4 separate regions of the Mus musculus genome follow, and all the other regions are linked to region 2. The links are chromatin loops, found by intact Hi-C in ENCODE. Cell type or tissue: heart. All regions are shown on one strand.

What was found. Hi-C counts contacts between places; a loop is a spot of excess contacts. Peaks named below come from ENCODE experiments on the same cell type or tissue, not always from the same donor. Only the 100,000 strongest peaks of a DNase experiment are listed, where the experiment ranks them.
Region 1: it touches region 2 in a loop (4-fold over the local background); 8 of 42 quality-filtered maps call a loop at or near these places.
Region 3: it touches region 2 in a loop (2.3-fold over the local background); 2 of 42 quality-filtered maps call a loop at or near these places.
Region 4: a loop joins it to region 2, with 8 times the contacts of the local background. A loop is called at or near these places in 27 of 42 quality-filtered maps.

What each region holds. Positions count from the first base shown.
Region 1 is chr15:59,051,841-59,059,840 of GRCm38, reverse strand. Mtss1 (MTSS I-BAR domain containing 1) reads left to right here. Exons shown (of 15, transcript NM_144800.2): 2 at 1,419-1,480; 3 at 4,750-4,823. Among named protein-coding and RNA genes, the nearest start is that of Mtss1, 26 kb to the left of the region's middle. In heart, a CTCF peak has its summit at 4,899; DNase peaks (open chromatin) are centred at 4,790 and 6,690; H3K27ac peaks cover 5,370 bases.
Region 2 is chr15:58,970,460-58,978,459 of GRCm38, reverse strand. Mtss1 (MTSS I-BAR domain containing 1) reads left to right here. Exons shown (of 15, transcript NM_144800.2): 4 at 5,900-5,984; 5 at 7,392-7,483. Among named protein-coding and RNA genes, the nearest start is that of Gm41330, 20 kb to the left of the region's middle. In heart, CTCF peaks have their summits at 3,135 and 3,934 (motif pointing left); DNase peaks (open chromatin) are centred at 1,831, 2,579 and 2,989; H3K27ac peaks cover 2,594 bases.
Region 3 is chr15:59,134,537-59,142,536 of GRCm38, reverse strand. No RefSeq gene overlaps it. Among named protein-coding and RNA genes, the nearest start is that of Mtss1, 57 kb to the right of the region's middle. In heart, no CTCF peak of the experiment used is centred here; a DNase peak (open chromatin) is centred at 3,586; H3K27ac peaks cover 2,815 bases.
Region 4 is chr15:59,288,280-59,296,279 of GRCm38, reverse strand. It overlaps Gm36617 (a long non-coding RNA gene), which reads right to left. Exons shown (of 4, transcript XR_875370.3): 4 at 4,329-4,699. Among named protein-coding and RNA genes, the nearest start is that of Sqle, 23 kb to the left of the region's middle. In heart, a CTCF peak has its summit at 4,606 (motif pointing right); a DNase peak (open chromatin) is centred at 4,599; H3K27ac peaks cover 918 bases.

The sequences.
Region 1 (8,000 bases), 81 kb before region 2:
CAGAGAGGCAGCAGTGAGGTTAGGAGGAACTGGTCCACGGTGGCCATGAGGAGGTGATGACACAGATGCGCTCGACTGCACTTTTAGACAGTTGGGACTTGACATCTGTGACGAAAGATATAATGGTTAATCTAATGCTCCCCCTGCCCCGTTCTCCTCTTAGCTACAAAAACAAGAGGTGGTATAATACTATTTTTACCTTGTCAAGATGCCTACCATTTGTATCTTCTTCTGGGACTATGACACACACACACACACACACACACACACACACACACACACACACACGTTATGAATGAATGGTTTAGTGACAAATAGCATATCCCCACCCATGTTTTACCTCTACTGGGTGTGTTTAGAGTCACATCTTGGTGGACGCTGACTCGTCTCAGTAAATATGTAATGTGTGCTGAGAGGGAGGTGGCAGGCTTCACACTGGCTTGCCCTGCTCAGATCAGAACCTACCCATCTGTGTGTCAGTGCTATACTCAGCAGGAGGAGACCCGCTGTGCTCTAGGATAAGGAGTGACTATGCGGTGGGGTCCCTTGGAGACGCACGATTGGACTTCAGGGTTCAGTACAGAGGAAAGATTATCCGTGCTGATTCTGAGCGCTTCTGGAAGGCTAGACCTAGAGCCCTGTGAACACCAGGGACAGACGGCTTGCCTTAGGTGGCCCAGGCTTGGGATGTGTCCCTTGCTGGAGTGTGCTGGGAAACCACCTGTTGTCACAGTGTACAAAGATGCCGGGGTTAAACATCAGCTGGGTGGCTATATTTAGGTTATTTTCGAGCCTTGGGATTCTGATAGGCTGATACTACTTCTCGATAGCCACCTGTCCTAAGGAGGGGTTTCAGTCATCTGGCTCCCTCCTTGTGCTCTGTGTGACAAAGTTAGGAGAGTAGATGGAGCCATGTTGTATGCACCAGTGACCAAGGAGAGAGCCTTGTATATCCTGGGATTTGGTTGGTTTTGTTTTGTTTTGTTTCCCCCAAGACAGGATTTCTCTGTTTAGCCCTGGCTGGTTTGAAATCTGAAGATGAGACTGGTTTCAAACTCACAGAGATAGATCTGCCTGTGCCTGTCTCTCAAGTGCTAGGATAAAAGGCGTGTACCACCACTGCCGGGCATGTTCTATATTTTTAAAATTTGGACCCATCATGTTCATACAAAATGCTGACTCCAAGGTGTAGGTGTTTGGCTTTGTGGAGCTAGGTTCCTGTTGGTGTCTGTGTTTATTTGCAAGATTATAGGGACAGGCACATCTGAAACGGTTCCAGGGCTATTGCCTGTCTCTAGTGTGTATATCACAGAACCCTACAGAGGAGGATCACATCTGCAGATTGTTCCTTGCATGGTTGGAATTGGGTGCTTGGCTCATCACACTGTGACTGATTGCTGGCTTTTGTTCTGTCCTAGGGGAGCTATCCAGTTTGGGAAGACTTCATAAACAAAGCCGGAAAGCTACAGTCCCAGCTGCGGTGAGTAGACGCGTGTATTCTACAGGAGAAGGCGACATCCTTAGGCAAGACAGAGGGAGGTGGATCGGCACACACGTCTGGCTTAAATTTAGAAGTGTCACAGACAGAGAAGCGCGAAGCAGGCACCTAGAGCCGTATCAATTCATAGTCTCCCGTCCCACCTTCACACCCCAGTCCCGTGTGAACCCAGACTCAAGTCTGCTCTGCCTCCCACCGTAGGAATTCTTAGAGTTGATTCCATAGAGTAGTAATGGGCAATGTTTGTATGGCGCCCACTGGGTGCCAGGCATATCAGCCCTACAAGGTTAAGTACAGGCATTTTCCTGGTCAGGAAGCAGAGGCACAGATAACAGCCCGTTCATAGAGAAGCCATTAGTGACAGAAACCGATGTAAACATGAGAGGTCCGGTTCCAGAATCCAAGTTTGTTCTCATCTACCTGTATTGTCTTTCCACATAGAGAGTTTAGAGCTCCAGTGTAGACTGATATACGGTTCCATTTACATGGAGTGGGTCTCGGCAGTGGTAGGCTGGGCCGCGCAATCCTAGGTTTACTAGACACCACAGAGATAGGTGCTTAGACACTTAGAAGTATGTTTTACGGCTCAAGGTTATACCCGGAGAAGCTGCTCAAACAAGGGGTGCTGCCGGTTGTCTCTAAGAAGCCCGTATGGCCTAGTGAGCCTGTTCCATTACCGCATGCTCCGATGGACCAGATGATCACATGCTGCAGCCCCACCCTTTATGAAGTCAGTGTGGGAAGAGATACGGCTGCGCTTGGTGGCTAACCCGGGAAGCATGGGACACCCGAGAACGACTATCTGGATAATCCTCGATGGCGAAATTTGGGGGAGTGACTGGCTGGTGTTGAGTTGGATGAGAGGGCAGAGCAGTGGAGCGGGGAGTAGGGGTGTTCTTGGAAAAAGAGCCACCTGGGTGACAGACAGACAAGGGAGGGTGACTTGTCGTTTCTAAGCCCGTGCCAGGGCGGACCAGAGGTTGCTGCTCAGAGCTCTTGCCTAGAGGTACGTGGCCCAGCATAAGGGGTACATGGCTCCTCGAATGTAGCAAGAAGAACTGGGCAAGAACGCATGGGGTTCCTTTAGCTTTAGCTATGGAGGGGTGGTATTTGCAGCCTTTTATATGACCCCCAAGTAGATATTGGCCTGGCTATGTACCTTCTCCAGTTACCGGGTCCTTGACAGTCTCCTTGATTTCTGAGCTCATTGGGTTATGTTTGGGTCTTCTTCTGAAGGGCTCACCAGCCTTCTGTCATGGGGCTACCCTGGTCTGCTGGCCATTTCTCATCCGCTGTGCCTATTGCACGTAGGTTAACATCCCTCTGGTAGGAAGGAGGTCTCCCCCTGAACTAAAGCATTTACCTTTCTGCTTCCTTTTCTTGTCCAGCCTCTGATTGTGTGATGGGCTTTCAGTGTGGGCCTGGAGAAAGATTATTCTCCTGGCCTTTAGCTGGCGAGAGTAGTGGGACCTGAATTGCTGAGCTCACTGCCGGTCTTGAACATAGAAAGTAAAAGTCAAGGTAGACTTTGAAGTACCTGCTTCCCCTCCCTCCATCTAGGTCTTCTGAGATCAGGGCACATTTCTTTATCATTTTATCAAGTGAGGGTTTAATTTTGTGTCCTGGAGAAAGGCTGCGGTTACCACCGCAGACGCAGCACATCTGTCTATCTTGGAGTGTTTAAGCTGAATCATCTCACTAGCTCTTGGTGGTTCCCTATTTGCTGTGAGCTCAAGTAAAGGGCCAAGATGTCCTTTGTGCTGCCAGAAAGTGCAGTGTGACAGTCATGAAGAGCTCCTAAGTCCTCAAAATTGACCAGTGTCTTAATTGGCTGTAGAAGTCTACTCCAGTGACTGTAATGGGCAAGGCTTGTCCACGGCTGGCCCATAAAATAGGGTTGATTGGCATTGAATTGAATGAGAGTAAATAAATCAAGCCAGCTTGTCAGGTATTCATCATAAGTCAGAATGAGCTATTTATAAGTCTCAGGATGTTTGATAGAGGTAACTTTTTCAATGTTTGCAGTTGATGTCAACACTTTAAAAATATGCATGAAATGTGTGCATGTGTGCATGTGTGTGTGTGTGTGTGTGTGTGTGAGTGAGTGAGTGAGTGAGAGAGAGAGGGAGGGAGGGAGGGAGGGAGGCAGGCAGGAAGGGGGAGGGAGGAAGAGAGAGGGGAGAGGGAGGAACTTTTGTTTAAAATTAAGCAGAATATATTCTTGATCTGTTAGAAACTCTCAGACCTGATTTTGAAATTTGGCTTAAAGGACCTCCTAGAAACCTCTTGTTCCACAGACACTGTTGCTGTGTTTAAGACAGACCATTTCTTTTTCTATATTCCGAACTCTAGTCTCGAGGCTTCTTCTTGTAGTGACTTTACCTTCATAGGAGGAAGGTTCAGTAGAGACTGGAGACATGTAATAAACACTTGAAGACTATATCAGTCTTCGAATTTGGTTTGAAGTCCTTGCCTGGTAGGGGACTTTTGTTGGTTTGTCATGGTTGGGATCCTGGTCATTCCTCAGTTCGTGATGTTGTAGGTCATCGAGTGCCTAGTGCGTCCATCTGGTTGTGCTTACGGGCATGGGTAAGGATTAAGGAGATTGCCAAGGCAGGAGCTAGCCTTAGTTCTCCCCAGTGTTGCTTTTAGGACTTGAGAAGATGCCTCTGAAAGAGCATCCTGTGCCTGAACAAAGCAGAACCCAGGGTTTTAGTCTTGTATGGTTGAAGATTTAGGGAGCAAGGCTGTACCTAGCTAGCACCCTGTGTCTGCAGTGGGTTGAGCTGGGCCTTGAGTCACAGTGGCAGGTCATCAGTCACTCTGGTATGAACCAGTGATCTCTAAAATGTCTTTTGACTTGTGGCCTCAGTTTTCCTTTTTTTTTTTTTTTTTGGCAGTGAAATGTTGATCTTTCTGCTCTCCAAGATTTGGTTCCCTGCCAGTTCACGTGCACATAAATTACTTTCCTACTCTCAAGCAGATGTCACCTGTGCTGTCTATACTTTAATGATACTTTCTTCTTTGGGGTAGAAACCCCTCCCTTTTATTTCTTTGCTTAAAGTTTCACTTGGTAGCTTCCACAGCCAGGCCTCCTTTGGGGTTGAGTGCTAGGGAGAGAACGCTATCTCCTGCTAGCTCTCGTCCCTGGAGGGTTCTGCTTGCTGCGGATCGGAGGCTTTAGCCCAAGAGCTGAGATGAATTTGCCAGGGAGACATTCCTCACGCTTTTGTTATCTGTTTGCATTTCAGGACAACAGTAGTAGCAGCAGCTGCCTTCTTGGACGCCTTTCAGAAAGTGGCTGACATGGCCACCAACACACGTGGTGAGCAGATGGGAGGCTGCCTTCCAGCACTGACTGGATCCAGCACGTGGGCTCTCTCTCTCCCCCGGGCGGCTTCCCGAGAAGATACGGCTCGAGTTATCAGAGCCTGGCTGACTCACAGTTTTCATATATTTTTAACTCCGTGGGGTTGCACACATTAGAAGTTGTAACTAGTTCCCCAGATAGTGAAGTGTGTGTGAAGACTAGACAAGAAAGGAAGGGAGCCACTGTTCCTTCATGAGGCGGCTTGCTGTGGGTGTAACTCGAGGGATACGCTTAGTATAGAGCCTCGAGCTGCACCTTTGTCTTGCTGTGACTCCTCCAGCAGGTTGCCTTAGGCTCTCCCATGGTACCTCCTGGAACGGGAAGTCCTGGAGATGATGATGTGGCTACTGTCCTGGGTTCTCCACAAACAAGGAATCCTTTTATGATAGGCCCAGTATCTCGAGGGCCGTAACTGTCTCTCTGTCCCCAGTCTTAGGCTGCAGACCCTGTGAACAAGAGACAGAGTCCTGATGATACCCCACTAGACAGAGTGTCCAGAGCCTAACTGATATTTAAAATATGCTTATGAAAGCAGTGACCAGAAGGTGAAATCTTTTGAAAAGATTTCATGGTTTCAGAGAATCCCAGGAATATTCGTGACATGTGAGAGGTGCCAGAAGAAAGTGGATAGTGTAGGCCCACCTTCCTCTCAGTCCCATACAACCACTCTGTCTGCCTGCTCCTTGTCTGGTCATGCTGGGCTCCCTCGTTACCTGCATAGCTGTGAACCTGCTCTAACTTTGGGTGTTTAGTGCAAAGCTGAGGCTCCTTCCCATACCTCCAGTGGTTCATCACAACCGGCGGTGGGCACTTAATTAAATATTTATAGATTGAGACTCCAGCTCCTTTTGTTGCAGGACTGTCACGGGACCACAAGAGCCAATATGCCTCCCCCTTGTCCCCAAAAGGCACACCGTTGAGTAGGGAGACTGAGATGTGTAAATAAAGAGTGCCTGTGCAGAAATAGTATGTGTGGTAAGGTAATAGCCGAAGCTCACAGCACCAGGGGAATATCGGAAAGTGAGCAATTAACCTGGTGCCAGGGAATCAGGGACATTTTCCCAGGGGAAGTACCATTTCTCCTCCTTTCTGAGACGCCAACCGCATCCCAAAAACATTCCCATGGAAATACGACCGTGACGTCAAGCATCAGACTTCCTTAACCTGGTTTGTCTGTGTGGTGAAGGTACTAACTAACCCATGTAATTTTGAAATGCCTTTAAAATGACTTAGCTTAGATGTACCTGTTGTAGAACCTTGGGGAACCTGGATTCTAAAGGAGCTTAACATGCAAACCGATGTTTGCTGTTGTGAAAATGTGACTGACTGTCCATCCGTGTGGTGTCTCTCCTTCCCCCCTCAGCCGTGTCTGGAACTGTCAGTCATACATGCGTTATCTACTTTGTGCAAGTGCCGTGGTGTGTGTGGAGGCCAGAAGCCAGCTTGCAGGAGTTGGTTCTCTTGTTTCTAACGAGTGGGTCCCATCTTTGGCAGCAGCCGAAATTACCTGCTGAGCCTTCTCTTTTTTGAGACAGTCTTAAGTAGCCAAGACTGAGTGCCTTTGAAGGCATCTGAGGATGGCCTTGAACTTCCGGTCTTCCTGCTTCTGCCTCCTGGGTGCTGGGATGACCACTGTGAGCCTCCTGCCCAGCGTGGGATTACATTCTCAAGGATCTAGAATTCAGAGCATGTTTTTAGACTTTCCTGTTAAATTACTGGGTGGGTCCTGAAGGGGCAGCAGGAAGGGTGACCCCGATTGTCTATAATTTCCTGTGGGAAGAACCTGTGGTTTTGAAGAGGCTGCTCCCAGAGTCCCTCTTGGGGGGGCGGGGAGGGGATTGGAGGGCCTGGAAATTCTCATGCTTCCAGGGGAGGGGAAACGGCAACTGTTGGAAGAGAAGCAGGAAGAGGCTCTCAGTGGAGGTAATGGGTCAGAGCCAGGCTTGGGGGCTGGGGAGGTGGGGATGTCTGCTGCTGTCGGCCTGTGTGTCACTGTGAACAGACTCCTGTGTGATGTATCTTTAAGACATTTGGTTTCAGGTTGTTTTTGCAGTACAGTTTAGAATCCAAAGTGTGGTTGCTTTCTTTTATTGGATGTGGGAACCTGTATGCCTTAAAGAATATATGGCTGATATGAGCTGTTTCCATGGTGATGGTATGAGAAACTTGGAAGTACTCCTTATTCCAACAATTTAATTTAGTAAAAAAAAAAAATTGTACTCTTTACAAAAAAAAAAAAAATCTAAAAACTGCATTTAGCCTTGCCCCTCTTAGAGATTAGGTTTAATGTCCTTGGTAATCATTTTTGTCACCCTCAGTGTGTATGTGATTCTGCATACGCCTCCTCAGATGGCCACTCCTGGGAAACGTTGAAGCCCCTTGGCTTCTGCTCCACACTACGGTACCGATACCGTTCCTCGCCGTCGCCTGTAGATGCGCCTCGCTGTGTCTAGTAGACAAATGGACTTCCAGTGCCTGGATAGAGCGAGTTCTAATTATTATTCTGTGGCTGGATTTGTATCTTCCCTAGGTATTTGCCATTACAGGCTGTGGTGCGGGCAATGCTTGTACATCTATGAATGTCTGGTGTGTGTGTGTGTGTGTTGCTCTCATCTTAATTTTGTTATGTGCTTAGTACGTATGTCCATATTTATGTATACCGGTATGCCTGTGGCTGTGCCTCATATGAAGGTCAGAGGTCGATAGCAGGTGTCTTCCTCCCACACTGATCTCATCATTTCAGCCTGTCTTTCTGGCTGGTGACTCTAGGGTCCGCCTGTCTTTGCCTGTGTCCCAGTTCTAGCCTTAGAGGTGCCTGCCACCACACTCCGGCTTGTATGGTTGCTGGGATCCAAACTCAGCTCCTCATGGTTGGGCGGCAGTGCTGGCTCTCCAGACGAGTGACCTATCTTAGTGGTCTGTGTGTCACCACGGACAGGATGAGTGTGTAGAAGGCTGTTCACGTGTGAGCTTAAGGGGGCTCAGAGCCGTTTACTGTGCTGAAAGAGTATCTCCCAGGCTGGCTCTTTTGCTCGGAGACTTTAGATGTAGTGTTTAAACATCTCTCTAGTTAGAAGTTGGTAAAAGAGAGTTACCACTGCCCCCTCCCTTCCTGTTTTCCTCTGCCCTCCC
Region 2 (8,000 bases):
CCAGGTTTTCCAGCTCCTTGGAGAAGAGTAATATCACATGCAGGGGGAGACAGGCTGCTTACAGATCTGCTGGTGCCTTCTAATGGACATGCAGCAGCCTGACCAGAGCTAATTGCCCCGTCTTCCTCCTTCTGAGGGCTTGGCCCTGCATAATTGGCCCTGGTGTGGCTATGGTTCCTTACTCTCTCTATAAAATACACTATTGCCACCTTTTGTGCACTTGAGGCTTTGCTAGTGTGTCTCAGCTTCTCCCACCTGAGTTGCAAGCCCAACAAAGAGTCCCCAAACTCCCAAACCTGTATGTGCCAGTTGTACGACTGTTGTTCAGTAGCTGGCATGCAAGATACAGAAGTCTTGGGAGGATGGTGTAAAGATCAAGATTTGCTTCTTCGACAAGATAAGTGGAGTGTTCAGAAAGATATGATTAGATCAAGTTCCTTTCGGAAACATTTGCCATCAAAGTATGCATGAGGTAATACTTGAAGGGGGATGAGTGGTCCGAGGGCACAGCTCAGCAGCAGAGAGCTTAAAAAGCATACATGAGGGCCAGGGGTTCTATTACACACACACACACACACACACACACACACACACACACACACACACACACACACACAGGGGAGAGGCACAGAAAAGGTGTAAAAGTTTACATTACTCCAGATGTTTTGTAAGAAACACAAATTAGAAGTTATAGCTGATATTAGGGTGTGAGAGAGTCTGAATAACATTGAAACACCAGTAGTCAGCATACTGCCTTAAAGAATACAGCTGTCAGCATTTGAATGGAAACAAGTCAGACCCTTGTGGATGCCATCCCACCTAGTGGGAGGGAGGGGCTCTGAAGCGCATCATCCTTCTGTAGTGAGTCTCTTCTGACTTAGATCCTGCCCACCATGGACTCCTGTGTCCCTTTCATGATTGTTCGGTCTTTCCCCGTATTTTGTTCTGCATTACATCAGCAGTAGAGAATGCCGGCCATGTGCTTTTAAGTCCGTGTTTCTTTAATGACAAGTGGATCGTTTGCTTCATTGCAGGATGCGCGTTACCTTGCTTCCGTTCTTTTGCTGGCTTACTGGCTTCCATGGCTTTGGTGGTGACAGATTATGGGATGGACACTTCAGGCTGTCTAGGGGGAGGCGGGCGAGTACACCTATCATCTCATGGAGAGACCCAGGGCTTGGTGAAACATCCCCTTAATGCTCAGAGCATAAGAGTGAGCATTTAGAAGAGTGACCGTTTAGAACTGGGAATGCTTACGTACACATGAAAAGCCCTGAGCGATTCCCAGACTGATGGGGTCCCAACATTTGTGAAGTGGATGCAAGATTAGGAGTTCAAGGTCACCCTTGATTACTTAGCAAGCTTGAGTCTAGCCTAGGCTACAAAAGATGATGTTTTAAAAGAAAAGATGGGTGGGAGACTGCTCTGAGCTGTAAACAATAATCCTGTCCAGAGGAGAGAGATTGTGCCCTGCAGAGCTGCCCTGTGCCGAGTCCCGCTTCTGGGAGGTTCCTGAGACTATCATTCTCCCGTCCAGCAGGCTCCTAATTAGCCTTCCAACCGCAGGAGCCTCTGGCAGGACAGCCACAACACACAGTAACTTACACTTTGGCCAGAGCACTTCCTAATTCTATTCCTCAGCTCTTCCCAGAATCCAGCCTGACAAACCCGCTTTCAGTCTGTGCCTGCCACCTGCCCACACTGCAGGCCCAGGCCTCCTGCCCATACAGCCCCTGCTGTGCTGGGGGATGGAGCCGCCTGCAAATGAGGCAGCTTGGAGGGATGCGACAATGCCACTTGATAGACAGCCACCTTCCTAGTGGCCTTAGCCACGTGGGCTACTGTTTAGAGGAAGGAACAGTGGTTCCTGGCCTTTGCCCTCCGGGCTTCCTTCCCACCCTCTGAGAAGAAGTCATAAACAATTTGTATTCTGTCCGTGATGCTAAATGCCCCTCTTTGTCCTCAGTGGGGATGTTTGCCACTTGTCATAGCCGGAAGAAGTCTCCTGATAATCAGTCAAACAAAGAAGGGTTTGGGTCTCTGTTCTGTTCGGCTGCTGTGTGGCTTATTAGCAAGCCCAGCTGAGGTGCATTGAAGGTGCCTTCATCCTAGGGTTGCTCTGTGTGTGTGTGTGTGTGTGTGTGAGAGAGAGAGAGAGAGAGAGAGAGAGAGAGAGAGAGAGAGAGAGAATTTGAGTTTAAGTTCGTATGTGTGAGTGTGTGCCTTGGTCTGTTGTGGGTGTGGTGGCACTGCTTTTAATCCCCTCTAAGGATAAGGAGCTCATTGGTCAGCCTCCTGGTTCAGTGAAAGACCTTATGTCAAAAAATTAAAAAAAAATAATACAGAAAACAAATTGAGAAAGATGCAAGTCTCTTGTGTTCACACACGTATCCCTAAGGAATAAAGCAAACAAACAAACAAACAACCCAAATGAATTGTTGGTCCAGCCTCCAAATAACAAATATTCCCTCATTCAAGAAGTAAGGTCTTGTCCACCCTTGCAGGGTGGCCAGGTGTCTAAACCAGCCATGTGTAATGCCATAAATCCTCCCATTGTCAGGTTGGCCCTCTTCCAGATGTCTCCTCTGACTCTGTAGCTCCAGCCAGTTTCCTCCAATTCAAACCTGCTGAGGTCAGGAAAGCATCAGCTGTTGCTAAGCACTTAACAGAAAGGTCTGTTTTTAGGGTGACCCACACATGCCAGTATCAGCAACACTGGGTTATGGGGTCCATAGGGAATGTCCTCTGCCTCCTGCCCCTGTGCCAGTTACACAGATACTGCTGGTAGGAAGTTTTCTTAATGTCTTTTCATTTCCTGGCCTCTCTGTGGCTCCCTGTGCTGAGGCACAGTGGTGGGCACAGGCGTTACGTTCAGAAACTGCATGGAATCGGCCCATAGCTTGATTGCTTCTGTTAGGCACTGAAATAGTAGGACAGAAAAGATGGAAAAATGGAGCGCAGGGCCTGGCTGTCAGCACGGTCCTTTCCAACCCCTCATCTCTCCTCAAGGACACGGAAGTGGCAGTGGCGGTTGGCCCTGAGGAAGAGAGTCACACCACCTGGCTCTCTGCACTCCCATTTAGCACCTCGTAGACTTCTAGACTCAAGAACCAAACTCTCAGAGCCGGCTGAACAAACACCACCCCCTACAGTAGCTGTTAGATGAGGACTTCGGGCGTCCTCTGGGCCCTGCCGTCTTTTTAGTTGTCGACTATCTGAAGTATCACATAGCTGACTACAGCTGAATGCACATACCCGGACGATTCCTCCTGCTTCAGTGGCATTAACTAATCCTGTAACCTTGGGCAGGTTGTTTAAAGTACTTACTTCTCCCGTCTCCGAAATGGGCACCGCAGTGTTGTCAACACAACTGAGAATATTGTGAGGACTGACTGATTTAATATGTGAAAAGTACTTAGACGCTCTAAGCAGCACCCAAGTGACACATAATTCTATTTTTAAATAGCTGTATCCTATTCGGTTGGGTGTCTGTGCCCCACGGTTCATTTAACTAGATGATTATAATGGGATTTGTGAGGTGGTAAACATTTCCATCATTGTCCTCCCAGGTAAGGATTCGCCGTTTTTCTTCATTATTTCCTCAGATTAAGTTCTTAGTATATGAGTTGCTGGGTCCAGGAGAGGATGCTATTTTTAGGGCCTTTCTTGATAGCTGCTGATTTCCCCCCAGGAAAGCCTTAGTCTGCCTTCCTTGCAGCGGGGAATAAGCGGGCCAATATCCTGTGTAGTCACGTTATTAACTTTTAATCAAATGAAGGAGCAGGGAAAAGAGATCTTTTCCTGGGGGATAAAGCGGTCCTCATTCCTCACCTTTGTTCACAAGGAATAAAAAAAAAAAAAAAAAAAACACGCTAAAAACAGGCAGATAGGAAGACAGCTGGAGTATGTGAGAATAGCGCCCTCTCGTGGTAATCCCTGGGAAGGCACAAACACTTTGTAGAATGCCAGGTGGTTTTGTTTGTTTGTTTGTATTTTTGTCTGTTTTTTTTTTTTCCCCGGGGGTGCGGTAGGGTGGAGTGGGGATGGGTGACGGGTTGAATGTATCTGACACTGGACTTGAACTTGCTATATAGTTGAAGAAGACTGAATTTTTGACTCTCTAGCATCTATCTCTTGAGTGTGAGGAGTATAGGTGTGTGCTACTATGGTCGTTTCATGGCGCCCAAATGTGTCATAACATGCTAGGCAAGCACTTTCCTGACCGGCCTCCATCCTCAGCAACCCAAGGCACTAGTTAGATGTCAGACCAGCCTTGGGTTCACATTTGGGTTTTTTGCTGCAGCTTTTACAGCAACGGTTAGCAGGGAAGTGTAACTTTTATTCTTCTGGGAAAATCTGGAGGTAATTTTCAGTACTCAAGTCTGAGTATTGGATGGGGGTCCTGCTACTGACTCTGTGTGGGCCCAGACCTACATGTTGTTGACTGAATGGACTGGGTGAGCTCCCTGAAAATGTAGCCTCGTGTGTGTGTGTGTGTGTGTGTGTGTGTGTGAACAGTGTCTCACTATGTCTTCCTGGCAAGTCCAGAGCTTGCTGTGTAGACCAGGCTGGCCTGCAGCTCACAGGATCTGCTGCCCTCTGCCTCCAAAGTGGAAATGCTACCCATTCATTCATTCATTCATTCATTCAGATTTGGTTAGCCCCAGCTGGCTTTGAACTCACAGTGGCTGTGGTGGCTTTGAACCCCTTGCCTCTGCCTCCCGGGCTCTTTGAGTGAATGACTTGTGCCGCCGTGCTCAGCCGAACTATTACTACTTAGTAGTCACTACTTTACCGTCATTTGCTTGTCATGAGCTCAGAGCTTGCAGAATAAAATGGAAACCGAGGGGGGCTGAACCAACAGACAAACATTTCTGTAGAGAAGATAGAACAACATGTAGCATGTGTCATGTCATGGGTGTACACATATAATGTCATGGATTTTCATAAGAGTGGTTTCCCCTCCCTGGTGATTTGGTTAATTGTGTCTTAAGTTCCTGTGGCTTTCTCTTGCTGCCCAGAGAATAGTGTTTTATTTGACACTTACCCAGTTTCACAAGCTTTGCATGTGTGTTTTCCTAACATCATTGACTGTGCCTTCCAGGGTCCTTATGCAATTCTGATCTGAGGTTACAATCCATTCTCCACACATCCCAATAGATTCTGATTCAAGAATTTTTCCAGAAGTGGGGAGGGACAGAAGGCCTTAAAAACTAATCTGGGGAAGGGTGCGGTGCGCCCGAAGGGAAGGCATGCAGAGAATCTTGGGAAAATCAAAACATGCCTTAGCTCCCTCCCACACGTGTGGAACTCTAAGATCTAGGTCACCAGTGTCCAATGAGAAAATATACCATGACTTTATATTACCCTAGAATTGCACGGACCCTGAAATAATGAACCACAGTGGTCCTTAGCTCTTCCAAAACAGCTTTGAGGGTCGTTTGGGCAGATGGGGTGGGATGGGGTCAGGGATTTTTGGTCATCTTTCATGAACAATAATTGTGAGTGTGTGCGTGCATGTGTGCGTTAGACAAAATCTCCAGGAGTCCTTTTCCTCCACCATGTGTTGAATTCAGGTCACTGGCCTTGATTTCTGACTCACAACCAAAAGTACAAAATGAACGGGGACTCTCAGAATAGGAAACATTACATAGGACTGTAGTACACACACCACGTGACATCGTGTGTTTGCATATGCACACATGTGCAATGGGAAGTTCTGAAGGCAGCATCTCAGGTTGGCGACGTCACGTGAGTGTGCTTGGTCTTGGACTCGTGTGTTTGCATATGCACACATGTGCAATGGGAAGTTCTGAAGGCAGCATCTTAGGTTGGTGGCGTCACGTGAGTGTGCTTGGTTTGGGACTCCTGCTGATCTGGGCCTCCTTTGCTTTGCCAGGTGGTACCCGGGAGATCGGCTCAGCTCTCACCAGAATGTGCATGCGGCACCGGAGCATCGAGGCCAAGCTGAGGCAGTTCTCCAGGTGACGAGCATCCCCTGCCCTGTCCCAGAGGGTTAGGTTAGGGACGCGGTGATGTGGCATGCTCCCCTTTACAGCACCAGTCTCCCAGTAGTGTTTAAGCCCTTACAACCCATTCTTTCCCCTGCTGTTCAGTCAGCTGCTGTGTGCTAGGGATGGCTCCAGTACTGGGTCTCAGTGAAGAACTATTTATTAGTCCAGCCCCTGCCCTCGGGAGCCTGCCCTTGCCTTCAGATTTTTCACATGCCCCTCCCGGGTCTCCTTACTGCCCACCAGTCATGGAGATTTACACACTGCTGAGGCTCCCTTCTCACAGAAGCCTCTGGAAGGAATGAGATCCGCTTTCCCCACTGCCCTGTCCCCCAGGCTAATTACAGAGCCCCCAAGAGGGAGTGGTACCTCAGAGCCCTCTTCCAGTTTTTAGGCCCCCAGAATACAGCGGAATGGCAAGAGCTGGCTCCGTGACTTGGAGTCAGATGGCCCTCGTGTCCCAAGCAGATCAGCATAATTGTTCCGCCATTCTCTCTTGGAAGGGCTGCACAGCGTACACAGGCGCACCCAGATAACTCCTCCCTGCCATCAGTTAGAAGCTGGCACTTGCAGCTTGAGGCTGTTCCTGGTCTCTTCCATCTTTCTCTGTGTCCAGGTTGCACAGTTACTTCATCTTTATAACTTCAGGTCCAGAGTGCCCAGCAGCACCCTGGAGTCTTTAAAAGAGATATTAATGTTTTCCCTACTCCCTGAATTTTAGAAGGCAAAAGTTAAGCTCCTATGTCTCTGTCTCTTGATGGTTTCCATTTCGATGGTTTCCATTTCGCGGCCTGAGGGGCGACCCCAGCTTCCTGTAACCTGGCTTTTAATGTGGGCTGGAAGACAGCAGAGTAGATAAGGGGAGAGGCCACTCTAGCTTGGCACGCTTATGTCGTTTCTGAGTGGTGGTTTTTATATTTAATTTAATTTAATTTTTAAATTTGAGACAGGGTCTCAGTAGATAATCTCTGGCTGGCCTGGAACTCACTGTGTGGACCAGGTTGGCCTGGACTTCACAGAGATCCATCTGCCTGTGTTTTCCCAGTTTCTAGGATTAATGGTATATACAGCCAGCTTATATTTATAGCTCTCTACTAGTCATTAAAAGTATCCCGAGACCCAGGCCATTCATTCTGAGGCTGGCACTTCTGAGTCAGTGGCGGTTCCTTGTGCTACCATTACTTCCTTCAAGGAAATGGTTTAAGTATGTCTTGACCGCTAAGTGTAAATCCTTTGGGACGTCTTGCCGGGTGATCCAGGCTGGCCTTGAACTGCAAACCCTTCTGTTTCATCCCTGAAGTGCTAGAATTGGTGGAGTGTGTATCTGGAGAACAGAAAGGACCTGTTTAATCTCTCCTGTTCTTTATCTTTTGGCAAAAGTGCTTTGATCGATTGCCTGATAAACCCACTGCAAGAACAAATGGAGGAATGGAAGAAAGTGGCCAACCAGCTGGACAAGGACCACGCAAAAGGTACAGCATGGGCCCTGGAGCACGGTGGCTGTGAGTGTTGCTGGGGCAGGTGCCACAGGCCTGGCAGTCACGACTGCCTTATTCCACCTTGACTTTGGATGCTCAGTTGATGAGAGTCTCTAGGGGACACGCGTTCCCTCGTGCGAGGAGCCACGTTCCTGGAGAACTTCAGCGAGCTTCCGTGGAGCATTTTGACGAAAGAACGTTGTAAAATAGCAAAGGCTGTATGCACTGAGGAGTTACAGTTGTGAGCCGCCATGTTGCTTGCCCTCTTCTGAGGTTCACCACATGTGCTCAGCCATGGTTTCATTTGTTATCTACACGTGGAGAAAGAATCGATAGTTTACATTTAATTAGTTCAGTAAATACACAGCAATGCTAACTGCGAAGGGGACATGAAAGCGATATGCCGAGCTTGTTCAGGAGCGATTTCTTTTTTTTCTGAGCCCCGTCACAGAGAGAAAGCAGCGAAGGCTTCTACTTGACCTGCGCTTTCTACAGTAAGACAGAATCCCTT
Region 3 (8,000 bases), 160 kb before region 2:
AAAAAGCATTTGCTTCACAGACTCTAAGTGTGTATTTTTAACATGTCAGAAAGTGGAGTACATTTTTCTTTCTTTATTGATACAAAATAATAATAATAATAATAACAATAATAATAATAGTAATGCAATGCTTTTTGTTGGGTTGAGGTTTTTTGGTTTGGTTTGGCTTTTTGTGTGTTTTGGGTTGTTTTGTTTTGTTTCAAGACAGAATTTCTATATGAAGTCCTGGCTGTCCTGAAACAATTTGGTAAACCACACTACCCTCAAACTCAGAGAGATCCAACTGCCTCTGCCTCCCAAGTGCCGGGATTAAAGACATGAGCCACACAGCTTGTAATGTATTTTATAACCAATACACCCTCAGATTTGAGGGAATACATCATCAGCCATCACCAGGAAAAAAGAAAGCACAAATGGTTAGTTCACTCTCACCAACAATCAAGAAGCGCGAATTAGAGCCTTAGGAGAGAACCCGGCTGTCCTGTTATATGTGACAAAGATCTAATGACAGAAGTACTCTGTGGTTAGAGACAGAAGGAAAGAAATACAAGATCAGTAAATCGCTGGGTTGGTGTAAACTCAGGGGATGGGGCATTTGAAAACTGTTGACCCATCAAAAGGGCCAAAAATGTTCTTGCCATCTGACCTTTCTTCTAGGAATTTATCCAGGAACAAATTCCTGGTTGTACTTAGGGATTCTTCTGAAAGCGTGTTCTCAGAAGCCTTATTGATAGTGAAGGAGTGGGGAGCCAACAGTGTTTGGCAGCTATTGATTAAACAAGGGAAAGTGATTTCATGTAGTTGAACAATAAACGGTACTGTTAATAATTACAAGTAATTGTAAGCGTGCATCTCTCTGTGTGTGTGTGTGTGTGTGTGTGTGTGTGTGTGCAAGAATGGCCATTTGCAAGACTTTGCTTTAATAATGAAACTCCATTTCATCCCGATTCAATTTTCCTTTCAGAAACAATTCCAGATTGGAACGCACCGTGGTGCAAATGAGGAAGAGCAAGGTGAATGGAATTGCAGGTGCTCTGTCTCCACAGCTGAGTTCACATGAACAAACAGGCATGTTCCACTGTTACTGCTCTGCTCCTTAAACCAGATCATTTTGAAATCATTTCTAACTATCACAATTTCTACGTTTCAAAAATCAATGCAAACAGCTCTATGATCTCCCAGATCTCCCGATTCTATTACATTTATTTATTTATTTATTTATTTATTTATTTACTTGTGGGGAGCGAGTGCGCACGTCACTGCATGATATGGAGGTCAGAGGTCAAATTTGGGAGCTGATTTTCTCCTCACACACACATGGGTTCCAGAGATTGAACTAGGGTCTTCCAGCTTAGCAGCAAGCACCTTCATCCCCTGAGCCATCACACTGGCCCTCAGCTCCCAGTTTCAACAGCTGTATTCATCACTGATGCTGCACGTACACAGCCCTGCTCTTCCTCTTTGTCTGTTTGTGCTTGCATGCTTTAGCCCCTTTTCCTGTTGCTGTGATAAAATCCTCTGTCAAAACCAACTTAAAGGAGGAAGGGCTCATTTCGACTCACAGATCAAGGGTACAGTCCATCAGCCACAGGAGCTTGAAGCAGCTGGTTCCACAGGACATCTCCCATCAGGAAGAGAAGGAGGCAGGTTTGTTAGTGCTCAGCTCATTTTCTCTGTGTTGGGCAATCCAGGATTCCCAGAAAGGGAATCGGGTCACAGCGTCAGGAAGCCCAGAGGCTCACCTGCCAGGCAGTTCTAAATTCTGACAAGATGGCAATTAACACTAACAATCACATAGTTATTTTTATGAATATTTGAGATGAAGTGATAGGAAGCAAGTCCTTTTAGCCTCTAATGTTTCATAAGCATTTCTTTTCTTTCTTTTTTTTTTCATGGTACATGTCTATAACCTCAGTGGTAATGGAGGTAGAAAGATTTCAAGTGAGTCTAGCCAGGTATTCATAATACCAGAGCTTACAAAGTGAGATCTTGTCTCAAAGATAACAATACTAACAATAAATTAATAAAATAATAATACAAGGAGAAATCTGGGGAAGATGTATGAGAACGGGTATTAAAGAGCGAGAATAATAGGCCAGGCAAGTGGATCTCTGAGTTCCACTAGAGTTAGGGCTACATAGTGAGACCCAGTCTCAAAACAAAAAGCATTTCTTTTTTAAAAAATTATATTTATATGTGTGTGGGGGGTCAGAGGACAGAGCAGTAAAGTAAAAAATAAATTATATAGTAAAAATGGATTTAAGTGGGGGTGGGTGGGTATGGGGGACTTTTGGTATAGCATTGGAAATGTAAATGAGCTAAATACCTAATAAAAAATGGAAAAAATGGATTTAAGTAAGAGTAGAGTTGGTTCTCTCCTACTGTGTGTGACCCAGGGATCTAACTCATGTTAACACACTTAGCAGCAAGCTCCTTTCTCTCCTGAACCATCTAAAGAACCCAATATGGATTTCTTTCTTCCTTTCTACCTCCCTCCCTCCTTCCCTCCCTTTCTTTCTTTTATTTTTGTTTTTTGTTTTTGTTTGTTTGTTTTGTTTGTTGGTTGATTATTTTGGGTTTGTTTTTTGTTTTTTTGAGGCAGGGTTTCCAAGTATAAGTGCTGAGATTAAAGGCACGAGAGTCCAGCATAGATTCCTTAAGAACTGACCAGTTAGCCAGGCAGTGGTGGCACACGCCTTTAATCCCAGCACTTGGGAGGCAGAGGCAGGTAGATTGCTGTGAGTTTGAGGCCAGCCTGGTCTAGAGTGAGTTTCAGGACAGCCAGGGCTACAAAGAGAAACCCTGTCTCGAAAACCCAAAAAGAACTGGCCAGTTGCCTCCAAGTAGGGACCGTGGCTTACATGAACGTATTGTACCAAGGTTAAGCTTCTCACATTTGCTAATGGTTCTTCATCTGCAAGGACCCATCAGCCTTTCTGGATGTGACTGACTTCCAAGGGCAAGACCCGTCATTTCACAAGCCACCTCCCGCACAGGTGCGATGATGCTTTTCCCAAGGTTGGCTTCAGTTCATACATTTGGAACTGGCATCACCTAGGTAACAGGATATGCTTCTCAGGGCATCCCATCCAGAGACACACTGTGTTTCCCCCCTCAACAGCACTGCTCTTAACTTTTGTCACTAGTAATCCCTCGTGCTGTGTCTACGTGGGGAGCAGAAAGAGTAATGTAAGGCTCTGTTAGTTTCCTGTCCCTTACTAGACCTTTCTCCTCCTACTAGGATTCAATGATGAATCTCGCTTGCATCCAATTGTGTACTATGTAATAGCATGTCTATTTACCATGTAGTCTAATTTCTAATGGAATCATTTCTTCATTCCTTCTGTGTTTATTAGTTATAAGACAAACTCTCCACACATCTTGGTCTATTTCTGAAACAGACTCTGGAATCTTATTTTCACACCACAGGCCCTAACTCATTATCATCAAAATTTATCTCTATGCTCAGAGTTGTCCTAGGTTTGGCCACGGGGTCTACTCCAGCTGGCTTCTGATCCTTTTTGAAAGGCTCCCTAAGCCCTTCCCCTTCTACTTGTCATGTTGCTTTGGCACAACCAGACATTCCTGACTTATCAGCCATTTCTCCACGGGGACTGGTTGCCTGTGCTGGCTAATGGCATTCGGGAGCTGAGTTCTGAGCTATGTAGGCGTCTCATTTTTCTTCTCTGTTATCTGTGTCTTCTTTTTCAAAATAATCAAACTCACATGCCTTCACAATACACAAGAGTTATTTTTCGCCTTAGTCTTCAAGAGTAGAAAAACAACCCAAGGAGGGTGGGCTGTCACAAATCCCCCAAGGAGCCAAAATTCCTTGGCTCCAGAAGAAAAAGAAATTCATTGCCCAACTTTTCAAATGCCAGAGGAAGTGGCTCCCAAACAGAGGGTGGCCCAGGAACTTCCTGGGGTGGGGGTGGGGGTCAGCGGGAGCTGTCCTTCATCCTCAAAGGGCAAGGAGGCCTGGACAGGGTTCATATGTTGGGTAGGAACAGCAGGGCCAGTGTAAAGACCCAGAGAGATGCCTCACAGAGATTACAAGGCCCTAACAAACTGCCAAAAGGAGACGATATGACAGACCCCTAGCCCAAACACTGACTTTCAGCTGATACCTGACAAGCAGGCCGGCATCCTCTCCCATCTCCCTTTCCTCCCAAATGTCCATCTCCCTTTGCCCTGGCAACCAAACTGACCTATAAGAAAGAAGAGCTTGCCCAGGGGCTGCCGATACTCTTGTCGCCTTAGCTACTGTGGTCAGTTCTGACGAACCACATGACTAAGCCCCTCTCTTTTGCCCAGAGCAACTGCTGGCACCTTTGCCTGACCTCAGAAGCTTCACAGTGGACCTGAGTGACACTCCACCTCAGAGTGGTCTGAAGAGAAGTCTGGGCAGCAGCAGCTTTGGAGGAAACCGTCTCAGATCCGGGAGGGATGGCTGAGGAGGTCACCCTCCCTGTGCCTTGCAGGAGCTGTTTCAAGGAGTGTGAATTCTGTAACACCCTCAATTTTTTCTCACGTAAAGCCTTTCTTAAGGGTTGGGGATGCAGCTGGATGGTAGAGCACTTGCTTATCATACACAAGGCCCTGGGTTCGGTTCCCAACTCAGGAACAAAACAACAACAGCAACAACAACAACAGCAACACCCTTCTCTTATTGTAGAAACTTTATCTGGTGTGGAACTCATATTGCTTCTTATGAAACTTGCACTGCGTAGCGCTGCCTTGGCTCCCAATGGGGTCTGATCTCATAGCCCTGACCCTTGCTTCTGTGTGAGCCACAGAGGAGAGGGTTGCGGTGCTTCATCCCTGTTGCCTCTCTGCTAAAACAGCCTTTCATGACGAAGTTCACTCTGAACCAGGAAGGGCGGGAGAAGGGGAGAGGCAGGGGGTGAGCTAGCAGTTAGCTCAGTCTGTAAGGGTGCACTGCACAAGCGTGACGGCTTGAGTCTAATCCTCGGCAAGTAAAACCACCCTAATTGGACAGTTTCAGATAGTAAGACTCTTTGTCAGGGGCTGGGGAGAGATAGACAGCCCTTGAGGAATGACACTTGAGGTTAGCCTCTGGCCTCCACATGCATGTGCATACACACACACACACACACACACACACACACTCCTATCAGAGGTATAACTGAGGCTGACTAAGGCCACTGTTGGTTGTTGGTAAAAGGATATTGGGACACAGTAATTTAAGACAGAACTTAGTGTCATGCATGTAGCTCAGTGACACACCGCTGCCTTAGCCTGGTGTAAGGCTCCAGGCTCTATCCTAGACCCTCAGTGACTTCCACACAGCACAAGTGAGCACTCTCCCAGCTGGCTCTCTGCCCCCCAGGCACTACCACCGCACTCTCCTCTTCATCATCTAGAATGGCATTTATTTGTATACCTGATTTCATTTTGTATCTTCAGTCTTGACCCTTTATCTCAACTATTCCATAATAGCACAGAGGAGCCTGTCTCCCTGATTACTTCTCTACACAAGGACTGGTGGCATGAGACACGTAGTAGGCACTTGTTGGGTCAGAGGAAGTGGTGGAAGGGGAGAGAAAAGGACTTTTATTTTCCCTTTTGAAAGCTCATATTCATTTTTAAGGCTTTGCTTTCAACTGCCTTATATCCTGCATTTAGATTAAGGGTATCACCCCCTCTTTCCCTAGGTGCCTCTTGGCAATTCCAGGGCATTCTCTCTTCCTCTCCTCTCCTCTCAGTTGCTTACATTGTCTTCCTTTTCTCATCCCATATAAAAATGCTGAGTGTACAGTAGATACCTCCTACCATCCTGAGCACTAGGAATACAGGCAGGACTTGGGTACAGGGTCCGGATAACCCCCAAAGAGAATCATGACCCAGTGAAGTGCTTCCTCTCTATCTAAGCCTGTCCTGCCTTGTCCTGGCACTGAGTAAGGTGTTCACAAAAGCACTTAGGAGACGGTTCCATGATGAGTATGATGTGTGTGGTGCAAAAGTAACTGCTATTCTCCTGATGTAATTGATGTCTAGGAGGTTTACTGCTCAATAAGCTCACCTTTCTAGTTCTTTCTGAACTCTGGCTGGCTGGTTCAACTCAGCTGTTCTGGCCCAGACTCCTCTCCAAGCTGACTGATTCAATCTGACTTCTCTCAGCTTCTTACTGAATTGCTCTGTTTGGCCTCAAACTGACTCTGGCAGTCTGTTCTAATCTTCTGGCTCCTCGTTCTTGGGCTTGTTCTCTTAGCAACCTGTCTCTATAAACTGACCCTGTGAAAACTGCCTCTGAACTCCACAAACTCTACTCCACAGAGCTGCCTCTTAACTTACTGACTCAACAGAACTGATTAGAACTCAGAGATTTGCATGCCTTTGCCTCCTGAGTGCTGGGATTAAAGGTGCAGGCTGCCACACCTGGACTTAAATTTATCTTTACTTGAAACTTGTTCTAAGACAGGCTGTCCTTGAACTCAGAGATCTGCTTGCCACTGTCTCTTGGGATTAAAGGCATGTCTGTATTCCAGCTGGATCATACAGACCCAGAAGGTCTTTGGATGTGATCTCTTGCCAGAGCAGTCATTTTGCTGGATTAAATTTCCTCTACAGTGTGGTAGAGTTGTATGATGGTTTCTAGCCTAGAATGCTCTACTTAGGACAGGAGATGGCCATCTGAAATTATTGTGGCAAAGACACGAACACTGTTCTGGATAAAGGGATGACATCTGTCACTGCCTATGAGATAGATGGAAATGGAGGCAAGATCCCTGCTCTTCTGCAAGATGAAATGTAAAAAATATTTCTCTAGGAGTGGAGGAGAGGGGAGGGTAAAGACCAGCAGAGATTGGTATTTCTCAGTTGGTGCTCCACAGGTCATTTTCCTCATAACTAAAAATGTTTCATAAGTGATGAGTTAATATTTCAGAATTAGACATAATGTCTGGTTCAAGGAAAAAACAACCCCCAAGCAATAACGTGAGCTTTCTATGCACACATGGGGAGCATCTTTGTGTGGCTCTGCATGGACACATTATAGACAGAAGAGCAGGGAACTGGGCTAGGGATATAACTGGGTATTAAAATCCTTGCCCAGCATGGTCAGGGGCCTGGGTTTCATTACCAGATTTGCACATAAAAAATAATGGAATATCTCTGGAAAAATGGGAAAGAACAACTACTGATATAGGAAAACAATAAAAATATTAACTTTAGCTGCAATGCTCAGAGAGACTTAGGTTCTCAAATATGACGTTGATGGTTGAGCTTGTTTTTTAAGATTTAAACTTTACTAAATTGTAATTATATATTGCTTAATATTCCACCATATATCAAGTACCATTTCCCTTAGCCTTTCCTCTAAGGGGCAACATCATCTTTTCCTAAATGTGTAACTCTTCTAAATAATTCTATAGCTACTTCCTCTGCTACAAATCTCTGTGCTAGTCTTCAGTGATTTCCTCTAGGGGATTCTGACAGTTCCTGGACATCAATCATCAACTAACACACTTTTCCAAGCACTACCTGCTGGTATCTGGGCTGCCTGAGCCACACAGCGACCAGCGACCAGAGCCACCAGCTTTGTAAACCATTGGTACAGAATCATGCATTTCAATGAGAATTTCTGTTATTAGCAGAGTTAAATTTATTTGTTTGTGTATGTGTGTGTGTGTGAGTATGTGTGTGTGAGTATGTGAGTGTGTGTGTCTCTGTGTGTGTGTATATGTGTGTGTGAGAGTGTGTGTGTGAGTGTGTGTGTGAGTGTGTGTGTGTGTCTGTGTGTGTGTGTCTGTGTGTGTGTATATGTGTGTGTGTGGGAGTGTGTGTGTGTGTGAGTGTGTGAGTGTGTGTGTGAGTGTGTGTGTATATGTGTGTGTGAGTGTGTGTGTGTGTGAGTGTGTGAGTGTGTGTGTGTGTGTGTATATGTGTGTGTGAGTGTGTGCGCGTGCGTGTGCACACATGCATGCATTGGTGGGTATATAGAGGTCAGAGGACAACTTCCTGGAATTGGCTTTCTCCTT
Region 4 (8,000 bases), 320 kb before region 2:
TGGGAAACAGCTGTGGTCCTGGAGGAGTGAGTGAGAGATACATCCTCATCTGAAAGTGGAGAAAGAGAGAGGCTCTGCCTGCCACGGACACTGGCATACTCCCTCCAATGAGGCCACACCTCAAAAAACCCTTCCCAAAAAGTGCCACTCCCCGGTGATTGAACATTCAACTATGAGTCTATAGGATCATTTTTATTTAAATCACCACAAACTATGAGCGAGAAAATGAATACAAATATTCACAAATATATCCTGGGGATTACATATTTTTTTATTTTACTTTGAAACAAAGTCCCAGATAGCCCAGTCTGGTCTTAGAGTGGAGAATGACCTAGAACTTCTGATCTTCTTGCCTCTGTCTCCTGAGTACTGGGATTATAGTTATGTACTACTGTGCCCAGTTTTATGTAGTACTAGGGAGTGAGTCCAGGAATTCATGTGTGCTAAGCTAGCACTCTACCAACTAAGCCATATTCCCAATCCCTATTTCATGCCTTTTTTTTTTTTAAATCATTCAAACATTATAGACTATATGGAGTTTCTTTTGAAGATGATAATCTTTTTTTTGTTTGTTTTTTGTTTTTTGAGACAGGGTTTTTCCGTGTAGTCCTGGTTGTCCTGGAACTCTGTAGACCAGGCTGGTCTTGACTCAGAAATCCGCCTGCCTCTGCCTCCTGAGTGCTGGGATTAAAGGCGTGCACCACCACGCCTGGCTGCCATGATAATCTTTTAATAGATAAAGGTGATAATTACTCAAATTCTTAGAAAAGAGCAAAACCACTTTGTACATTTTTGGGGGGGGTGTTTTCGAGACAGGGTTTCTCTGTATAGCCCTGGCTGTCCTGGAGCTCACTGTGTAGACCAGGCTGGCCTCAAACTCAGAAATCCACCTGCCTCTGCCTCCCGAGTGCTGGGATTAAAGGCTCGTGCCACTACTGCCCAGCCACAATTCTTTTTTCTTCTCTCTGTCCCTTTGTCCACAAATCCTAAAGTCCCACCTCTGTCTCCCTGACCAACCATTGGCTGCTGGCCACTTTATTTACCAATCAGAACCAACTGGGGGTCAAGGACCCTCAGCATCTTTCATAAGGATTCTCCTGCAATTTTAGGAATCCAATTAACACAATACAAGTTTTAAACCTATGCTACGCACACTCCAGTGAAGTCTGCTTGGTAGGCCAAGAGGCCTGGAAGCTCTCACAAGGCAAGGAGTTTCAAGGAAACTCAACCTCCTGGAACCAGGCATTCTTATAACCCATATACTCATACCTTAGCCCTGCGTTAGTCTGGTGTATGGATCCACGTGCTCTCTTTTTACACGTGCTCTCTTTTAGTATTTTATTATAAGTGCCTTTAAAGATTAAATTCTGACATAGCTAAGCCTTCCCCAGTGTTCCAACATTCCAGAAAACCCTTGAAGCGACAAACTTGGAATTCAGTAAGAAGGTTACCTATTCAGTAACATTCAAATTTACTTCTAATAGAGACAGTGAAACTAATTAGGCATTACAAAGAACAGAGCCAAAATAGATCAGGGCCGGTTTGCAGAGTGTTTACTTGGGACAATAGCCAGTCTTACCCAGACAAGGGAATTCGCAATGGCCTAGTGAATAGGTGAGTTTACCATGAAAGAGTTAGGGAATCCAGAGACAGGTTTCTTCACTAGGCCCAAAGAAACAGCATAATCAGGCATTTACTAAGAACCCCTGGTGGTGGATTTAACAATAGACTAGCATTATACCTGGCTCCCTTCTTAGTGGTAAACAAGGCCTGGTCCCTGCCATCTTTTGATATATACATTTCTTTTGTATTGTGTCACTGTAACTTAGAGAGGATGTGTTTGCCTGGTTTCTTGTTACTCTTCTGTATAAAAAGTTTGATGCTCGACTTTTACATTCATATTATACACAATCTCTTGTGTTGCTTCTGTTTGTCATTCATTTGCCAACTCCTTGTCTACCTGCAACCAGAGACTCATCCTCTGCAGACAGGGACCAAAAAAGGTCTGCAGCAAACCTAATTCACAGAATGTGTCAGTACAGTAGCAACTGTAGGTGTTCCTCCAAGATCCATGACGTCACTACTTTGGGTAGTTGGCTAGGTTTCCAGTACCTGGTGTGATTTCCCTTCTGCTGAGTGAGTCTAAAGTCCAATTAGAGAGCTGTTACATTGTTACTTTGTACATTTTAAAACAGTTTTTTGAGATTATACCAAGGTCATGTAGGCCACTACTGTACTCCTATGGTAATCTTGCCACACTGGTTGTTGTGGTTCATAGGTGTCTTAGTTAAGGTTTTACTGCTGAGAACAAACACCATGACCAATGCAACTCCTTTTTTTTTTTTAAAGATTTATTTATTTATAATATGTAAGTACACTGAAGCTGTCTTCAGACACCCCAGAAGAAGGAATCAGATCTCGTTACAGATGGTTGTGAGCCACCATGTGGTTGCTGGGATTTGAACTCAGGAGCTCTGGAAGAGCAGTCGGTGCTCTTAACCACTGAGCCATCTCACTAGCCCCCAATGCAACTCTTGTAAGGATAACATTTAATTGGGGCTGGCTTACAGGTTCAGAGGTTCAGTCCACTATCATCAAGGCAGAAACATGGCAGCATCCGGACAGGCATGGTGCAGTAGGAGCTGAGAGTTCTACATCTTCACCTGACAGCTGCTAGCAGAATACTGGTTTCCAGGCAGCTAGGATGAGGGTCTTAAAGCCCATGCCCACAGTGACACACCTATTCCAACAGGGTCACACCTTCTAATGGTGAAAGTCCCTGGGCAGAGCATATACAAACCATCACATTCCACTCCCTGGCTTGTTCAAACATGAGTCTTTGGGGCTCATACCTAAACATAGCATAATAAAAATACATTGATTCTAACTTACAAAGCCCCTATAGTCTATAGCAGTCTCAACTGTTAAAAGCCCAAAGTTCAAGGTCCTGTCTGAGATTCATCCAATCACTTAATCCCCAAAGCAAAAGATAGGAAACCAGCTGGGCAACTCCAAACTCTGCATCTCCACGTCTGATGTCAAAGCGGTCTTCAGATCTCCAACTCTTTTTTTCCATTTTTGTTGACTGCAACCAACTTCTTTCTCCCAGGCTGGTTCCACTCCGTTAGCAGCTTTCCTCAGCAGATAGCCCACGACTCTGGCATCTTCAATGTAACTTCAATGTTACAGCTTCTTGTTTCAGTGTTTGGGATCCACACATGATCTTCTGAGCTCCTCCAAAGGGCTTGCTTCACTTCTCCAGCTCTGCCCTCTGTAGCACTCTAAGCTCAGGTTGATCCACTCCACTACTGCTGCTGTTCTTAGTGATCATCCCATTATACTGGCATCTCCACTATGCTAGGGTCTTCTGCTGCAACTGGGCTTCACCAATAGCCTCTCATAGGCTTGCTTCATAATGCCAAACCTCAAATCCTTTGCATGACACCTTCAATCCTACACTGGGGCATCGAGCCTCCATACGACCAAGAGCCTCCTCTCCCATTGATGCCAGATAAGGCAGGTCTGCCATCCAAATATTCAGGAGGTAGAGGCAGGAGGATTATGAGTTTGAAGTCATCAAGGTCACCAAGATACTGTCTTAGAGAGGAAGAAAGGAAGAAAGAAAGAAAGAAAGAAAGAAAGAAAGAAAGAAAGAAAGAAAGAGGAAGGAAGGAAGGAAGGAAATATATATTGAGTCAGAGCTTTCTAAAGGGACTAAAGCACTACAAATAAAAAAATTGTTTTCTAGCATAGGAAAAATAGCCAGAGTATGAATAAGGTTAAAGAGCAAACCACTAGCTGGCTTAGAAACAAAACACAGACAAGGGGTTTAAACTAGTGTCTGGAATACAACTAGGAGAACAATTTAATAAAAAAGCACGAACAGAGAATTATTCTCTATTCTCTATTGTTCTGCAAATAATGCTGAAACTCTGGGACAATTTCTATCCTCAGATAAACAGAGATTTGAAAAGCACAACCACATGCAGTTTTGGCCAGACCTTGGGCGGGGCGGGGGGGGGGGGCCCACAGTGCGGGAAGGAACAAAACACATTTTCTTACCAAAATCCCAACTTTTTTCCCCCTTTGCTATAGCAATTCAGCTTCTACAGAAAACTCTTCAGACATTCATGTGAAAAAGTTCTGTCCCCAGGTGGAAAGTTCTTGAAACAAATCACTAAGTGGGCAAAGTGGACTATGGCAAATTTGATGTATTGCTAGTATTCTGTTATGGGAGAATTGAGACAGATTCCGAATCTATATTCCTTATTTGTTGCATGTGGAATAAATACCAGCATTTACATGTTGGGTATAAGATATGGCAGATATAGATGGTGGCAAGCCATGATCAGTATTTATTCCTTGCTCAAAACCACGTCAACAGTAGTTTCAATCAAAGGTCCCTGAGTTTTAGAGGACCTCACATGGCTACCCCATTTACTGGATCCGAGTATTCACATGACCAGTGAGATTTTCAGGATGATTTAACTGCTTGGCTGTGGGAAGTCCATGGAGCAGAGTCTAATCTTGAGCTTCTCTCCTGTTTGCTTGGAGAGCCGCTTTGCTTAGTGATCTTAGCTGCAAAGGATTCTACACTGTGTCAGCAGGTGGCTCCAGAGGCAGCTGTTTGTAAGATGGCAACAAAATGAAAGCAGTGTTGCAGAGCAAGCTGACTGCTTAATCTCATGGTCTACAAACACTAGAAAAAAACAAAAGCAATATTGTGTAAATGCTATGTAACTCAGACAAACCTGGAAGTAATAGAGGATTATGGCCACAGATACTCTCTAATGTGAGTCACATTATATAACTACAATTATGTAATTATGTGAAGTGTGTATTATATGTATTGGGAGAGAAAAAACGTGTGCAAGAATGAGAGGGGCGAAAGGAGAGAAGGAGGGAGGGAGGGGAGAGAGAGGTTTAGAGGGCAGAGGAGAAGGTTAAATTTTCTAATAAATTTATTAGTCTCAAATGTTCTCAACCTAGCACCCATCCACTACATGCCAATCTCCTGCCAGATGTCAAAAGACCAAGACTGGACAGTCCTGATGATGTGCAGGAAAATTCTAACTCTTGGTACCATACAGGTCTCTACACAAAGTCAGGTCTTTATACACAGACCTGGGAGAGGTGGGCACTGAGAGTGTCCTTTCCCCTTATAATCAACCACTCACAAAATTGACCTCACCTCCTAGGAGTCCATTTGCCTTGGTCAGCCCCAACCTCATGTCACACCCAGGTTAACCTCACTTCACACCCAGGTTATGGTGGAGGATGTGGGAGGAGCAAGACTATTTTTTCGGGATAGCATTTGAAACATAAATGAAGTAAATACCTAATAAAAAAATTGGAAAGAAAAAAAAATAAAGGCATGCACCACTAACCTGGCCCCCTCCTGTGGCGTTTTGTCACAGTAGCACTAGAAAACTAAGAAAGGAACAGAAATAGGAATACCCCTCAGAAGTGCAATATAGTTGCTTTTGCATGTTTCAGAAATGACCAGCACCAATGGTGCCTAGAGTCTGGCCAGGGTTCCTCACTGTGCAATCTGGACGAGTCTTAAGAAAAGGATACCCACCCTATTCCAACAGTCTTTATGAGACATAGTCCAGGCTTATCAACAGCAAGGCTCTGAGGCCCATTCAAGTTTCCATGTGTTTATAAAGTTCGCATTTGGCCTCACTTCACCTGAGATATACCATGCCTAACTTATCACAGAGAGGTGACCACAAAGGGACAGATTTGGGTGATATTTAGTTTCTGCTGTTCAAAAGTCAGATTTGGCTACAAGATACTAATGGCATCCTTGGAAAACATATTGCCTGAAGTCCTCCGGCATGTTGAGGGCTTGGAGCTCAGTCAAAGGGTTCTTCCTAGGGGAGATAGTGCAGGAAGTGGGTCTGGGGTGGACAAGGCTTTGGCTGAAGGTGAAGAACTTTACATTTTTAAACATAACTCTGAGAGGGAGGAACCGTTGGCTCCATTTTCCTTTCATTACTATCTTGCCTAAAAATTACACTCCAGCCACCTACTATCTGACATTGCATCTTAGATTAGTTGTGTGTGTGTGTCTGTCTGTCTGTCTGAGTACATGTGTGCTATGCATATGTGTGAGGATATACTTGCTGTGAATATGAACCTGTGTGAAGATCACAAGTCAGTATCTAGAGCCCAGCGTGTTTTCCTGGGTCACTCATTCTCTCTGTTGGATTGGCAAGATGAGCTGGCTGTTTGCCTCCAATCACTTTACTGGCTGGTCTTGTAATACCAACTTGACACAAGTTGGAATTATCACAGAGAAAGGAGCCTCCCTTGAGTGTGTGGGGCAATGGGCTATGCACAGACAGCTTGGTCTCCAGTCGAGTTGGGAGGTGGAACCCCGGTAGAACATGATGGATGGTAATTCCCACCTACATGGGACAGTAGGTGTTCCCTCATGTCTCCTGGACCCTGGCTCCTGTCAAAGTTACTGTCCCCACAGCCCCCACAGGAGAGGCTCATGGCTTTCAGTCATGTACACAACGTCCCAAGCTTCTGACCTTCAGTCTAGACTCCTCCCAGTTACCTAGCAACAGCAAGATAACAGCCCACTATAAGAGGGGCTATTTAGCCCCTCCTCACTCTCTTCCTCTCTCTTTTGTACTCTCTAGCCTTTCTTCTCTCTCTCTCCTTTTCCCCCTTCTCTCCTCTTGGCCATGGCCGGTCTCTCCCTCTTTCTACCTTCTCTCTTTCCCCCTGCCTTTCTACAATAAAGCTCTAAAACCATAGACTGTCTCTGCTCATCAAGGCCCGCTGTGCTTGGACGATGGGATAGGCTTTCTCCTAACGAGTCGTGCCTAATCTCCTGTCAGAAGGCCTTCCTGTGCTCCAGCCATGGACCAGACTAAGGACTCTAACCTGCGTGGAAACCTCTCTCCCTCTGCTCTCTTTCTGTATCCCCAGGACCCCTATTCTGTTCTTAGCTCCTCTGCCATATCCAGGATGGGATGCCAGAGACTGAGAACCTGGTACGGGGGCTGCCCCTTGTCCACCCCCTGCCATGTGGGGTCAGTGGCTTCACACAGTCAGATGCCCACCCAGGGCCAAGTGGAAAGCGTCCAGCAGTCCTCCCGTGTCTGCCTGTCCAGAACACAGGAACTCAGGCCGGACTCGGGCTCTCTCCCTTCCCCCCTTTCCCCTACACCCACAGCCCAGCACTTGAGGAAAGGCCTCTATGAGACCCAGCTGTAAGGCATTTTCTCAATTAGCGATCAAGGGTGGGAGGGCCCATTGTGGGTGGTGGCATCTCTGGGCTGGTAGTCTTGGTTCTATAAGAGCAGGCTGAGCAAGCCAGGGGAAACAAACCAGTAAGGAACATCCCTCCATGGCCTCTCCATCAGCTCCTGCTTGAGTTCCAGTCCTGACTTCCTTTGGTGATGAACAGCAATGTGGAAGTGTAAGCTGAATAAACCCTTTCCTCCCCAAGTGCTTCTTGGTCATGATGTTTTGTGCAGGAATACAAACCCTGACTAAGACACTCACCCGTGTCAGGGTCACAGGCCTAAAAACACAAGGCCATGCCCTGTTTTCCCACTGTCTCTATGGATCTGAACTCAGGCCTCATGATCGCATGGCCAGCACCTGACTCACTGACCCACCTCCCTAGCCCGTTGTTCCATTTTCCCTAGAATGTCAGCTCCATGAAGGAGTGTTCTGCCCCTCCTCACCTTTAGATGTGGAAGACTGAACTCAGAACATCACATATGCCAGGCAAGCACCCTATTCCCTGCCTGGGTCTTTGCTTCCTAGGTATTACTGTATTCACGGAATCCAAAACTGCCTCTCCGGAGGCTCTGTGCTGAGTGCATGTATGCAGTTTCTTCTCTCTTCATGGAGAAAGAAGAAATCAGTTTCATCTGAGAGGACATCAAAGCTGTTTGAAGCCATTCACTGGATGTCCTCTCCTTGTGACAGAAATCCCAGGTCTGGCTTTGAAAAGCGGCATCATGAAGGTTCTA